Linked DNA regions of Homo sapiens: regions 1, 2 and 4 are each linked to region 3. A link is a contact called in ENCODE Hi-C or POLR2A ChIA-PET data. All regions are on one chromosome and are shown on one strand. The core of a region is the stretch at or near the end of the contact, and the rest is flanking DNA. Distances in the headings are between cores, read along the strand shown. Region 1 has its middle 97 kb from the start of ATP6V1G3. Region 2 overlaps LOC105371677 (a long non-coding RNA gene). Region 3 overlaps PTPRC (protein tyrosine phosphatase receptor type C). Region 4 overlaps MIR181A1HG (MIR181A1 host gene).

What was found. Hi-C counts contacts between places; a loop is a spot of excess contacts on that map. ChIA-PET counts read pairs that join two places held with the same protein, here RNA polymerase II (POLR2A). Pooled maps may share reads with other maps.
Region 1: a loop to region 3 is called in a map of PC-9, with 4 times the contacts of the local background. The contact joins two enhancer-like sites. A Hi-C loop is called at or near these places in 1 of 168 maps with a recorded cell type or tissue (PC-9) and 4 of 50 pooled maps. POLR2A ChIA-PET finds 5 or more read pairs at or near these places in 1 of 52 experiments (naive thymus-derived CD4-positive, alpha-beta T cell).
Region 2: a loop to region 3 is called in a map of PC-3, with 7 times the contacts of the local background. The contact joins two enhancer-like sites. A Hi-C loop is called at or near these places in 5 of 168 maps with a recorded cell type or tissue (GM23248, IMR-90, PC-3 and 2 more) and 2 of 50 pooled maps. POLR2A ChIA-PET finds 5 or more read pairs at or near these places in 10 of 52 experiments (AG04449, AG04450, BJ and 6 more).
Region 4: a loop to region 3 is called in a map with no recorded cell type, with 5 times the contacts of the local background. The contact joins two enhancer-like sites. A Hi-C loop is called at or near these places in 4 of 37 single-sample maps with no recorded cell type and 4 of 50 pooled maps. POLR2A ChIA-PET finds 5 or more read pairs at or near these places in 3 of 52 experiments (Panc1 and activated CD4-positive, alpha-beta T cell).

The regions. Positions count from the first base shown.
Region 1 is chr1:198,442,148-198,445,300 of GRCh38, reverse strand. No RefSeq gene overlaps it. Among named protein-coding and RNA genes, the nearest start is that of ATP6V1G3, 97 kb to the left of the region's middle. Within about 2 kb of position 1,765, at least 5 of the 41 ENCODE cell types and tissues checked have a DNase peak (open chromatin) inside an H3K27ac peak, as active enhancers do; they include PC-9, where a contact is called at or near this core.
Region 2 is chr1:198,495,839-198,499,154 of GRCh38, reverse strand. The region is part of intron 1 of LOC105371677 (a long non-coding RNA gene); the gene reads left to right. Among named protein-coding and RNA genes, the nearest start is that of ATP6V1G3, 43 kb to the left of the region's middle. Within about 2 kb of position 1,252, at least 2 of the 41 ENCODE cell types and tissues checked have a DNase peak (open chromatin) inside an H3K27ac peak, as active enhancers do.
Region 3 is chr1:198,680,128-198,683,198 of GRCh38, reverse strand. All of the region lies in intron 2 of PTPRC (protein tyrosine phosphatase receptor type C), which reads right to left. Among named protein-coding and RNA genes, the nearest start is that of PTPRC-AS1, 15 kb to the right of the region's middle. RefSeq lists an enhancer at 959-1,529. Within about 2 kb of position 1,783, at least 16 of the 41 ENCODE cell types and tissues checked have a DNase peak (open chromatin) inside an H3K27ac peak, as active enhancers do; they include PC-9, where a contact is called at or near this core.
Region 4 is chr1:198,917,958-198,921,087 of GRCh38, reverse strand. All of the region lies in intron 1 of MIR181A1HG (MIR181A1 host gene), which reads left to right. Among named protein-coding and RNA genes, the nearest start is that of MIR181A1HG, 18 kb to the left of the region's middle. RefSeq lists an enhancer at 1,144-1,233. Within about 2 kb of position 1,252, at least 5 of the 41 ENCODE cell types and tissues checked have a DNase peak (open chromatin) inside an H3K27ac peak, as active enhancers do.

The sequences.
Region 1 (3,153 bases), core at 516-3,015, 240 kb after region 3:
TATAACATTTTAACAGCATATCAAGACACTTTTTCTATTCAAAAACAAATAAGTAAATAATCTGAATAATCAGAGTCCATTTTAACTTTCCCAAAACTGAAAAGGATACTGTTCTATTTTCTTTTGGTTCTGTTCATCTTATAAAAAATGTAATTTAACATGCCTCTCCCTTCCTGTTTTTACCCCAAAGTAGGATTATTATAAAAACACTCTATGCTGTTACTTCTGGAAGGCATAAAGCCAGGAAGCTCTTACAGTGTTATGGGAATGCCTAATCTCATGAGCTTGCCAGCCTTATTTAAACTATGAGGGTGGGAAAGGATGCAAATCACGTCACAGCAAATTCTTCAACTGTTAGTTCAGAACAATTTCCATTATGAAGAATTCACTAATAACACAAAATGATAAAATCAGTTGTATTATTCTGTAGGTTAAATGAAGAAACAGATTTTAATTCCAAAAGACTGTCCCCCATAATTTGGGTCATTGTCCATCAAGTCATTTGTTTAATTCTGTTTATTTGAATTTGGTTTCTTAATAATTCCTCAAATTTTCAATTTTCTACAAGAATTTTATAGAAAATAGATTTCCCTCTCAACGTTTATAAACTTAGCTTCAATAAATTTAACTTGCTAATTACTATTCACTTTAATTTGAAAATACAAAGGATGATTATATCCCAAGAATCTCAAAACTTTATTTTTTCCTGAAATTTTTTCCATAGCCAATAGAATTCAGATATAAGAATAAGAATGTCTCATGTTTAATAATATGAAAAAGTTATATTCTGAAGCATTTTATTTTGTAGCATACTATTTTTGAATCATAATAGAGAGAGGTAGCTGTTGGTTCTATATGTTACTTCCTTTGATAGCTACTACTTCCATGCATAATGTATATCAATTTTATTACTAATAATGAAACCAAATTAGTGGAAATGCTGAAGTGAATGGAAAATGCTATGCATTTAAAACAAACCCATTAAGAATCAATGCCCCATTTTGTTTTAGAAATAACTGACAATTTCCAATTATTTTTAAAACAGCAAATTGAATTATTGGATCTTTAGAACTGTTTTTATTCACTTTCAATACTAATTATTTATAGGCTAATCATTCTTAGCTCTCTGTCTACATTTTTCTGCAGATGCTATAAGAAAAATTTTTCAAGTTGAACCATGTTATGATAGATTATACTTATTTAGTAAAAAGGAGACAGGAATGGTTGAGTGCTCTGAACTGTTGACATGGCTGATCGCTAATCACTTTACATCTTACATGAAGTACTGCTTCTTCCCTACTATGACAGACAGAAGAAATATGCTTGTAACAATGGTTACTAACATTTTTTCAGAAAATGTTGATAACCCAAAGCTAGCTGCTGTCCCATCATAGAATATTTTGTCTTGTTTTCCTCCTGGATGTAGTCCTTCAGATTTTCCACAGTGATTCCCTACATCCATAAAAGGTCAAAAGCATGAAACCGCCTACTGATGTAGTTTAATATTCACATTTTATAGGTGAAGAAACTGGGGCACAGAGAAGTTAACTTACACTCAGGTAATTAGTTTCAGGGCTAGAACTGGAACCAAAACTCAAGATTCAGAGTTCCTGCATCAACAACTTCTCCAAGGATAATTCCATTCTATTCTGCACTCTCACTAGATTCCGTATCAACTTGTCATGAGTTGACTCAGAGAATTGACTCATAGCGTCAACAATAGCACAAAAGCCATACCTTGCAACATCCTGCCATACAACACCCTCTTGCCAGATCCAAGAACTTGCTTACTTCAGTGTCATTAACTTATGAAGATATCGATTCCCTAACTTGAGCTGACAGGGCATCATTGTTCTTTACCTTTGTGACTCACATTACTTTTCTCACATTGCTTTTATAAATACTCTGCTTTTGCCATATTTTATCATAAAACATTAGTCTTCTGGTTGGAGGGGGTTGGAAAGAAAGCACTTTCTTGACTCCCTAAGATACTACAATTTTGGACATATCATGATTAAAGAAAAAATTGAAAAATTTAAGTGGTAAAATTAAAACATTAAACAAATAAGATGTTGCCTAAGAAAAATACACAATTTTATTATAAAGACAGTACAAAACAATAGTGTATTTGAAAACTAATAAATATCCTTCAATGCATGCTTTTTGACCTGTTAATTAGAAGAGTATATGCCGGGTTATTTTTCTGTAGTTAAGACAGGTAGGAAAACCCACGACACAAAAATAAAGATCATGTCATTTCTGTCCTGTGTGGAAAATAATATATTATGTTTTTTTCTATTAAAATCCTTTTTTCTTCCATTTTTAGTGACTGTAATAATTTTCTCTATATATCTATGAAGTTCTATATGCTAAACTAAGGGTTGTATACTAAACAATGTCTAATCTGTGCATATCAACATACATGTGGACACCTGTACACATACACACAACTAAATCACCATTCAATAAATTCGTCATTTTGGTTCTATTTGGCTGCCACACTCAAATACCTTTCAAAAGGATAGAGCCATGAGCAGAGAAAATGAAAAGACAGAAGTGAGGCCTAAAAGTAATTATTATTTGAGAAAAAAAATTAGCTGTAAACATTTGCATTTTTAAGAGGAGACTCATAGAGGACATAATGTTATTTTAAAATAATAATTATTACTGCTATTAAATTAATACATGAATGAGTATATTTTAAATCCAGTATGAGTCTTAACTTCTAGAATTATCTCCCTTATCCCCTAGTCCCACTTCACAAAAGTTGTCATTTTTAAACAGTTTTAGTGCACCCTTCCAGGACATTTTATGATGGCATATTAAAAACATCTGAAGTGTTTTCTTATTTTTAAAAAACGCCTCTTCTGGCTGGGTGCTGTGGCTCACGCCTGTAATCCCAGCATTTTGGGAGGCCGAGGTAGGTGGATCACAAGTTCAGGAGATCGAGACCATTCTGGCTAACATGGTGAAACCCCATCTCTATTAAAAAAGACAAAAAAATTAGCCGGGCGTGGTGGTGGGCACCTGTAGTCCCAGCTACTCGGGAGGCTGAGGCAGGAGAATGGCGTGAACCCGGGAGGCAGAGCCTGCAGTGAGCCAAGATCGCACCACTGCACTCCAGCCTGGGTGACAGAGCAAGACTCTGTCACA
Region 2 (3,316 bases), core at 3-2,502, 180 kb after region 3:
TGGAGCTGGAATTTAAGCTCATGCCTGTGGATTTCATAACCCAGTATCTACTACACTAAACAGCCTCAGACAGGCAACTCCACCTAAAGCAAGCCTGGGGCACAGGTAAAGAGGAATGCTGTTCCCAGAAGGGTTTCTAAAGCATCTACATGAAAATGAAGAATGTGCAACACCTTATCTTAGAGATTATTCATTTACTGAGTTCAGGTCAGGGCTGATAGCCAGGCATAGCAGCTTCTTGAAACTTTTGAGAAAGAGCTAGAGTCATTTTAAATGGAAGAAGTAAGCACCATAAAAAAACAGAAAATAGAAACTATGGCTCTAGTCAACCTACTGTGAACCTTAGAATATTCATGATTCTGGGCACATAAAATCTGGCTTCCAGAAACATATCAGAAAAGATTCACACCTCTTTTTGACTTAGATAAAATTAAATTTATTTCTTGCAATTTTCCTTTTTCTGTAACTTTTTGTTTGGAAATGCAGCCACAGGCATAAATTTTCATATCCCAACAGGCTCCACAAACTGAAGACAATCTAAGTTTAGCAGTCATATTCATATTCAAATCTATTCCTTTACTAATTCCACAGATATTGCCAGGTATTTGATCATAGTTACTTGAGATACAACAGTGGAAAACAGTCCCAGATCCCTCACCTCATTGAGTTTATATTCTAGCAGGAAGACAAGACAAGGTTTTAAAAAATGTAAAAAACTAAGTTATATTTTCAAGTTAGAAGGTGATGAATGTTATGAGAATTCCTAGAAGTTGTAGAGCAGGATGTATTATTCAGTATGGTTGGCCTCATTGTGTAGGTGACATTCATGCAAAACTTGAAGAAGAGGAGGTCAAGGCGATTTTTGGCATATGATAGATTGCAATTTTGTCTAAAACATATCATGCCTCTCTTTTTGAGATTATAAATTCCTGACCAATTGACATAAATTCCTGCCCACAACTTTTTTAGCTAAAGAAATGTGATTGGGATGATGTATCCATTTCCAAGAAGCTTTAAGAGCCACATTCTTTCATGTTTTCCCACATTTCCTTTTTATCTGCCACTAGATTTTTAATGTCCAGATAAGGGCTCATCCTTTGGCCTGGGTACAATCCTAGCACAATTTGGAAAGCTATTGGTGGTGAAACTTTGGCAAAATATAAATCTTTGTTTTTATGTGCCATGAAGATTTGGGATTCTTCTAAGCTCCCTCATGCCTACACAAGAGCTTTCAGGAAGAGGAAACAACTTAAGCAAAGGCCCTGAGGCGGGAGCATGCCTAGTGTGATTGAGGAACAGAAACAGGTCAGAAAAGTAGAAGTAGAGTGAGAAGTGGGAGATTAGCAGGAGAGACATTCAAAAATAAAACTACAGCATGTAGCCCATGGTAGGAAATTTGGCTTTCACACTGAATAAACTGATGAGTCATCCGATCTAAGTAGAAGAGTGAAATGGTCTGATTTCAGTGTTCAAAGGATCACTTTGCTCTATTGAAAATAAACTAAAGCATGATAAGGACAGTTATTGGTAGAAATCTTGGGAGGCTATCGGCAAGAGATGATGGTGGCAGCAAGGATGAGGGTACCAGCAGTAGCAGAGGTCATGATGAGAAGTTAGATTCTGAAAATCTAATCTGCTCAGTGGAGGGTGGCAGCTGGAGATTCTGGGCACTAGCTGTCATGCTCCCAGGGCTCTGTCTGTGAGGACTGAATAAAGCAGTAACTCATTTGTGTATGTGTATGTGTATGTGTATGTGTATGTGTATGTGTATGTGTATGTATGCATGTGTATGTATGTGGACACAGTGAAGAGGCAACAAAGACAAAGCAGACAGTCTAGGGCTCAGAGCAAACACAAGGCAGACAGTCCAGGGCTTAGAGTAATTTTGGGACAAATAAAAAACAAAATTGTAACCAGAAACCAGAATAAGTGTCGAGGAATTGAACTGTCACATATTTTGAGAACTAAAGAAAAGCCATACTCAGAGGCATATAGTTGCCCCAGGACGTACTTTATACCCAAAGATTCACCTACGCCCACTAGGAGTTAACAACCCCTATCAGGACTCATGTATTCCACAGATGCTAAGATGCCATAGTTACAAAAGCTCCAGATTCTACCTTGGCTGCTCTGGATCACGGAAAATTCCTGTGCCTATGCCAGCAGCTGGGGTTGTCAAAGCTGACTTGGACTCTGGGCATGGTGGCTCATGCTTGTAATCCCAGCAGTTTGGGAGGCCAAGGCAGGGAGATTGCTTGAGTACAGGAGTCCAAGATCAGCCTGGGCAACATGGTGAGATGCCATCCCTGCAAAAAATAAAAAATAAGCTGGGCTCAGTGGCCTACACCTGTAGTACTAGGGAGGCTTAGGTGGAAGGATCACTTGAACCCAGGAGGTCAAACCTGCACTGCAGCCTGAGCAAGAGCAAGACCATGGCTTAAAAAAAAAAAAAAAAATTAAAACATAAAAAAAAGCTGATTTGGTATGACTCATCCTTAGTTGTCTAACCGCAAATAAAATAAATATCTCTTAAGCATTCTTCTTCACAAAGCTCATGATTTCTCTTACAATTATTCATTCAGTTAACAAGTATTAAACACCAACGATAATTAGAACCCAGTCTAGGAGCTGGAATTAAAAACATAAACAAGAAAATACAACATGTCTACCTATCTTGAAAAATTCTTCATCAAATGTGAAACCAGCATGGGAATGGAAAATGGTACCACAATATGATGGAAGTATAGGAACGCTGTGGATGCAGTGCTGCAGCAGTGGAGAGGTGGAGACACGGCAGCAAGAGGGGAAAGGCATCTCCAGGAAGGTAGCAATTGAGCAGACCTCAAAGGTTAAGGAGGAATTTGCTAATAAAAGGGATGGGAGGTATGTAAAACCAGAAAACAGAATAAATGTCTAGGTTAGGCCATGTCATTTTGTTAGCTCTTTTTGGTAAAAATTTTATAAACAAGATCCAATTGAAAACTGAAAACTAATATTTTGTCATGTCATCGACATCCAATTTTAAATTCTCTATATCATCTTTTATAAGTACTATAGTCTTTATCAATTGGATGAATTATTTCACCTTTCCCTATTTACTTGTCACTGAAACAAGAAACCAAAATTTTCCGCATAGGTGCTTAAAAGTGCATAGAATCTAAAGTGAGAACTTTGGACCAGAGAACATTCCCACTCCATCAATCCCACCATGGTCCTTACTTCCAGACCAGTCTGCTGTTAATGCATTGGCTTCTCCAGGCTTTCATGTGGCATTAACCCACATTCTTTCCTCTCTCTGAGCACCTTTTCTCTCTCT
Region 3 (3,071 bases), core at 534-3,033:
TATTTTATCTAATCATTATAGAAATCCTACAAAGTAGATGGTATTCTCTTCTTTTCACAGATGAAAGCTCAAAATCATAAAAACGTGTATGCAAGGCTAAATAAAGAACTTGTAGCAAAATGAGTCTAGATTTAAATGCAGATCTGTCTGACTGTAAAAACCCCCATGCTTGTTCAACTGCATTGCACTGTAAGGAAAAAATATTTAATGCTAAATCCAGTATTTGTGCTAAAGAGCTATTAGGGACTCAAAAATGAGTAAATATTATGTATAACCATCAAAATGGGATTCAGAGTACCACACATTAAAACTTATTGTTAAAAAGTGTAAATTGCTGGACAATGACTACAAAAGGGGTAGATTCTTATTTTTCAGAAAAATGGGAAGAAAAGTGAACAGGCCTATGCCTAACAAAAATGGTAGCATGAACTTGTCTGTCCTTCAGTATTTTTACCCAAATCTTTAAGGAAGGAAAAATAGTAGAACATGCAAAAAAAAGTTATGATTATATTATGTCTGTACTTTGAAACAAAGGAAAACATACAAAAGCCTTTGCTGATCAACCTATACCTTGTAAAAGAAGTGGGGTGAGGGAAAGAATAGGTAAATGAAGCTCCCCATAGAAAATAAACAGTGCTAGGACAGTGAGTGTCTGTGAATTTAATCTAGTTATGTAGAAACGTGTTTACAGCACCAACCACAACCCTTTCTAAATGAGCCAGGAGATGAATTAAAATTGTACTTTTTTTTGTGAACTAACTACAATATAATAAAAAAAAGCAGAAAATAAATGCTAGATTATAGGGAGTCCACCTAATAGAAACTAATCTCCCATCTCACAAACAGAATAAAATGTCTGCTGAGGCTGCACAAAAGCCTCCCACTCCTAAAGCTGAGGACAATAAAAGCAAAGGCTGATAAATGCACTGCTTATTTCTTCTTATTTCCCTTTAATGAAAACTCTGAACAGAAACACTTGGCTTACTTTCAAAATCATTAAAGGAACCCAGGCATAATGGGAAAAGCTACACTTTCAAATAGAAGAGGTTTTCAATGTGTTGTTCTCATAAGACTGCTGTTTGCACAGCTAAAAGCTAACAGCAGTGTCTTTACTGCTCTTGTGGTTTCTTCTCTTCGGTGTACTTCTGTTTTTCTTATTCTGAGTCTTTATAGGAAAGGAAGAGGCGCAGCTCATGCGGTTAAGCACACAGGCGCTACCAAATGGTGCAATAGGTTGCCATAGCACCAGCATAATCAGCCCTATCTCGGGGTTAAAACCACAACTTCTCTAGTTGACGTTGAAGCTGCCTGACTATACATTTAACTGCTACAAAATGCTGAATTTCAGATTGATTTGTGTTTGCTTCAATAAAAATGTATTTCAAAAGTAAGGTTAGTTTTATTATGTGATTTATTTCAGAAGCACTTCATTTTGAAAAGCACTCACAAATGATATTTTAATGACAAAAATAAGTTAAACCTAATATTATATTTAAAAACATAAAAAGTCACCATTGATTTGGCCAGCAACTAAGCTTTATTAATTCATTACATTATGCAACTTGGAGAAAATAGATCACAAAGAAAAAAGTAAGACAAAATGTTTATTTGTAAATAGAACTCACATTCCTTTACCACTAGATAATGAAATGATAAAATATAGTCTAGGCAAGGATATTTCCTATTTGTTCAGCAACACTATCACCACATATGAAATACGACCCTACCAGTAGGAAACATCACATTGCACCCTTTGCAAGCAAATGCACTGAAGTAAGTTGAATGGCTCCTTAAATACACACTTGATAGTCTCAAGAAAGATAATGCCTGAAAAAACAGACATGTGTAGAAACATTTTGCTGCCTTGTCACATTCCCTGATACCCTGCAGCTCTAGTTGGTAACCATTTTCCATGCTGTATATTCCTATCAATTGTCTTATGTTTTGACCAAATAATTATTTCATAAGATAGAAAATATTAAAATAATATATTAACATTCGTAAATAATAAATCCTGAAAAGGATCATGAGATCCTTTTCATTTAACTTCTTTGGGAAAATTCATATTGGGCCAGCTCTTCATCCCTTTGTACATCAGAAAATGGTTTCTCTATCTTTAGTAAAGAAGGAACATTTACCGAATACCTACTATTTGATACATTGTCTTATACAATCCTCATAATATCTCTATGTGATAAGCATTATTATTCTTGTTTTATAAAGGACAAAAGGAAGACACAGCTGGTTTAAATATATTGCTTCGAATATAGAGTAACAGTGTAAAAACTCAATCCCAGGTCTACTAGAATCCAAAGCTCCTGCATTTTCTCCTAACTCCATAATGCTGCCTCCTGGGAATAGAGGATTCAGAGCATCTATTTCACATCATTCTCCTGAATTTCGGTACACAGTCCTTGAATTCCTCCTATCTGTGGTCTGTGGCTTCCTTTTCCTTTCCATTGCCTTTACCCTGGTCCAGGTACTTATCATGTCCTATTTCAATAATGTTTATACTCAGTTTCTAAACTGACAACTTCCTCCATCCCTTCCCCATGCATGCTAGATACCGCCACATTGATCTGCTTGTAAAATGCACTGATGTGTCTCTTTCCTGTTAAAATATTTTAGTAGGAGATTCCAAAGTCTTTACGATTCACTTTACATCAATTCCTCTGAACTTTATATAACTTTACATCATTCCTCTTCAGTTAAAAGGAGATTGTTGTATCTATTTTTTTTTTTTTTTCTGAGAGAGTTTTGCTCTGTGGCCCAGGCTGGAGTGCCGTGGCACTATCTCAGCTCACTGCAACCTCCGCCTGCCGGGTTCACGCGGTTCTCCTGCCTCAGCCTCCTGAGTATATGGGATTACAAACATGCGCCACTACACCCGGCTAATATTTGTATTTTCAGTAGAGACGGGGCTTCACCATGTTGTCCAGGCTGGTCTCGAACTCCGTCCTTAGGTAATCCGCCTGCCTCGGCCTCCCAATGTTGTGGCTATTAAACAAGACAGTTTGTGAAGCCTTTAATAATATTTTTAAAATCCTATAAATGAGCCCCGGCTTCCCTGG
Region 4 (3,130 bases), core at 3-2,502, 240 kb before region 3:
TATAAAAATTAGCCGGGCATGGCGGTGTGCACCTGTAGTGCCAGCTAGTGAGGAGGCTCAGGCAGGAGAATTGCTTGAACCTAGGATGCGGAGGTTACAATGAGTCAAGGTCACACCACTGCACTCCAGCCTGGGCAACAGAGTAAGACTCCATCTCCAAAAAAAAAAAAAAAGGAAAATAAAAAATAAAAATAAACACTAAACTATGTTTAGTGTGATATTATAATAAAATCTAGAGTTTTTAAAATGAGACTCCAAGAATTAATCAAATGTATCAGTTTCAGAAAAAAACCTGCATTTCTGTATCAATATTTCCTATGACATTCTTAGGGCATTTTATTAAATCCCATAATTACTTCTTTCTCTGATAGTATGTAAAAAATGTTGTTATTAGTTTACTAAAGTAATATTTTCCCCAGTTCTTAAGGATGTGCATGCCATGAAAGAAAAGAAAATCACCAAGCAGGGACATTTTCTATGTGATCAAAGAAGTAGCAGCTGCGGTAGGATGTTTGTTCCAATAAATGTACAGGCCTTTGGAAGAGTTCAGATATACTACAAATAACACTGGAATCTTAACATTCATTCATGTCATTCTCAATGTTTCAGGATCTATCTTCATCAAATCAATGATATCATTGAGAGTTTAGATGGGCATAGCATAAATACAATTAGCATAACCACTGACCACATGATCTGATCCAATACACTATGACGTATGATTTCCTCAAGAATCTTCAAGATTAGGACGGTGCTCCTTTTGACACCCTATGCCACATAGCTTTTTCAGCAAACCTTAGACCTAAAAACTAGTGGTTTCAGAATCATTTCAGAGCAGGAGAAGTGGTAGGATGCCATGATGCTCTTGGAGCTAGACAGATGAAGACAGAATACTCTCATCAAACTGTAAATTCTGGAATGGCTTGGACTCTCATAGCAGCAGTAGTTTATGGAACCACTGATTTTAGAAAATTGGTCATCTGACACCCTCCAATTGACAAGTGAGTTCTCACCACTTGTCATGTTAAAACTTGGGACTACATTTCTGAGATTCTTGTTCTTACCACTGAAGCTTGATACTAATTCCATCCCGTTCATCAATGTCACCATCATTATCTTTTTATTTCTCTATATGCCAAACAAATGTGAAAGAGCTTAGTTTGATTTTTTACTGATCCACAATTAACCTGAAGAATACAGGCGTGCCTCAGAGATTTTGTGGTTTCAGTTTCAGACTACTGCAATGAAGCAAATATTGCAATAAAGTGAGTCACATGAATTTTCTAGTTTCCCGGTGCATATGAAAGTGTGTTTACCCTATATGATAATGAGTTAAGTGTGAAATGGCATTATGTAAAAAAATTGCATATCTTAATTTAAAATATTGTTAAAAATGCTAAAGATTGTCTGAACCTTCAGAGTTGTAATCTTTTTGCTGGTTTTGGGTATTGCTTCAATGTTGATGGCTGTTAACTGGTGAGGTGGGTGGTTGCTGAAGTTTGGGATGGCTGTGGTAATTTCTGAAAATAAGACACCAGTGAAGCTCAGCACACTGATTTACTCTTCTTTTCATTAAAGAGTTATCTGTACCATGCAATGCTGTTTGGTAGCATTTTACCCATAGTAGAACATCTTTCAAAATTGAAGTAAGTCCTCTCAAAATCTGCATCTGCTTTGCCAACTAAATTGATGTAATATTCTAAATCCTTTGTTGTAATTTCAACAATATTTACAGCATCTTCACCAGGAGTAGATTCCACCTTAAGAAACCACTTTCTTTGCTTGTCCATTAGAAGCAGTTCCTCATTCATTAAAGTTTTATCATGAGATTGCAGCAATTTAATCACGTCTTCAAGCTCGGCTTCTAATTCTTGTTGTCCTGCCATTGGCACTACATCTGCAGTTACTTCCTCCACTGAAGTCTTGGAACTCCTCAAAGTAATCCATGAGGGTTGTAATCAACTTCCTCTAAACTCCTGTTATTATTAATAATTTGACCTCCTCCTATGAATCACAAATGTTCTCTACGGCATTTACTATGATGAATCATTTTCAGAAGGTTTCCAATTTACTGAGATCCCTCAGAGGAATTACTATCTGTGGCGGTGATAGCCTTACAAAATGTATTTCTTAAATAATAAGATTACACCTTGATCCATGGGCGGCAGAATAGATGCTGTGTTAGTAGGCATGAAAACAACATTAATCTTCTTGCATTAGAGCTTTATCAGAGCTCTTGGGTGACCAAGTACATTCTCAATGAGCAGTAATATTTTAAAAGAAAATTATATTTCTGAGCAGTAGGTCTCAATAGTGGGCTTAAAATACAGCATGTCAACCATACTGTAAATAGATATGCTGCCACCCAGGCTTTGTTGTTCCATTTATAGAGAACAAGTGGAGTAGATTTAGCATAATTCCTAAGGGCCCTAGAAATTTTGGAATGGTAAATGAGCATTGGCTTCAAATTAAAGTCACCAGCTTCATTAGCTTCCAACAAGAGAGTCAGCTTGTTTTTTGAAGCTTTGAAGCCAGGCATTGACTTCTCCTCTCTCACTGTGAAAGTTATAGGTGGCATCTTCTTTCAATAGAAGACTGTATTATGTACATTGAAATTATATATTTTTAGTGTAGCCACCTTTTTTAATTATCTTAGCTAAATCTTCTGGATGACTTGGTGCAGCTTCTACATCAGCACTTGCTCTGTAACTTTGCACTTTTATGTTACAGAAACAGTTTCTCTCCTTAAACCTCATGAACCAACCTCTACTAGCATCCAACTTTTTTCTGCAGCTTCTTCGCCTCTCTCAGACTTCATAGAATTGAAGAGTTAGAGTATTGCTCTGGATTACGCTTTGGCTTATGGGAATGTTGTGGCTGGTTTGATCTCCTATCCAGACCACTCAGACTTTCTCCAAATCAGCAATAAGGCTGTTTTGCTTTCTTATCATTTGTGTGTTCAGTGAAGTAGCCCTTTTAATTTCCTGGAGAACTTTTCCTTTGCATTCACAACTTGGCTAACTAGCACAAGAGGCCTAGCTCTTGGTCTGTCACAGCTTGCCACATGCATTCCTCACCCAGTTTAATCATTTCTAGCTTTAAATTTAAAATGAGAGATGTGGTTCTATCT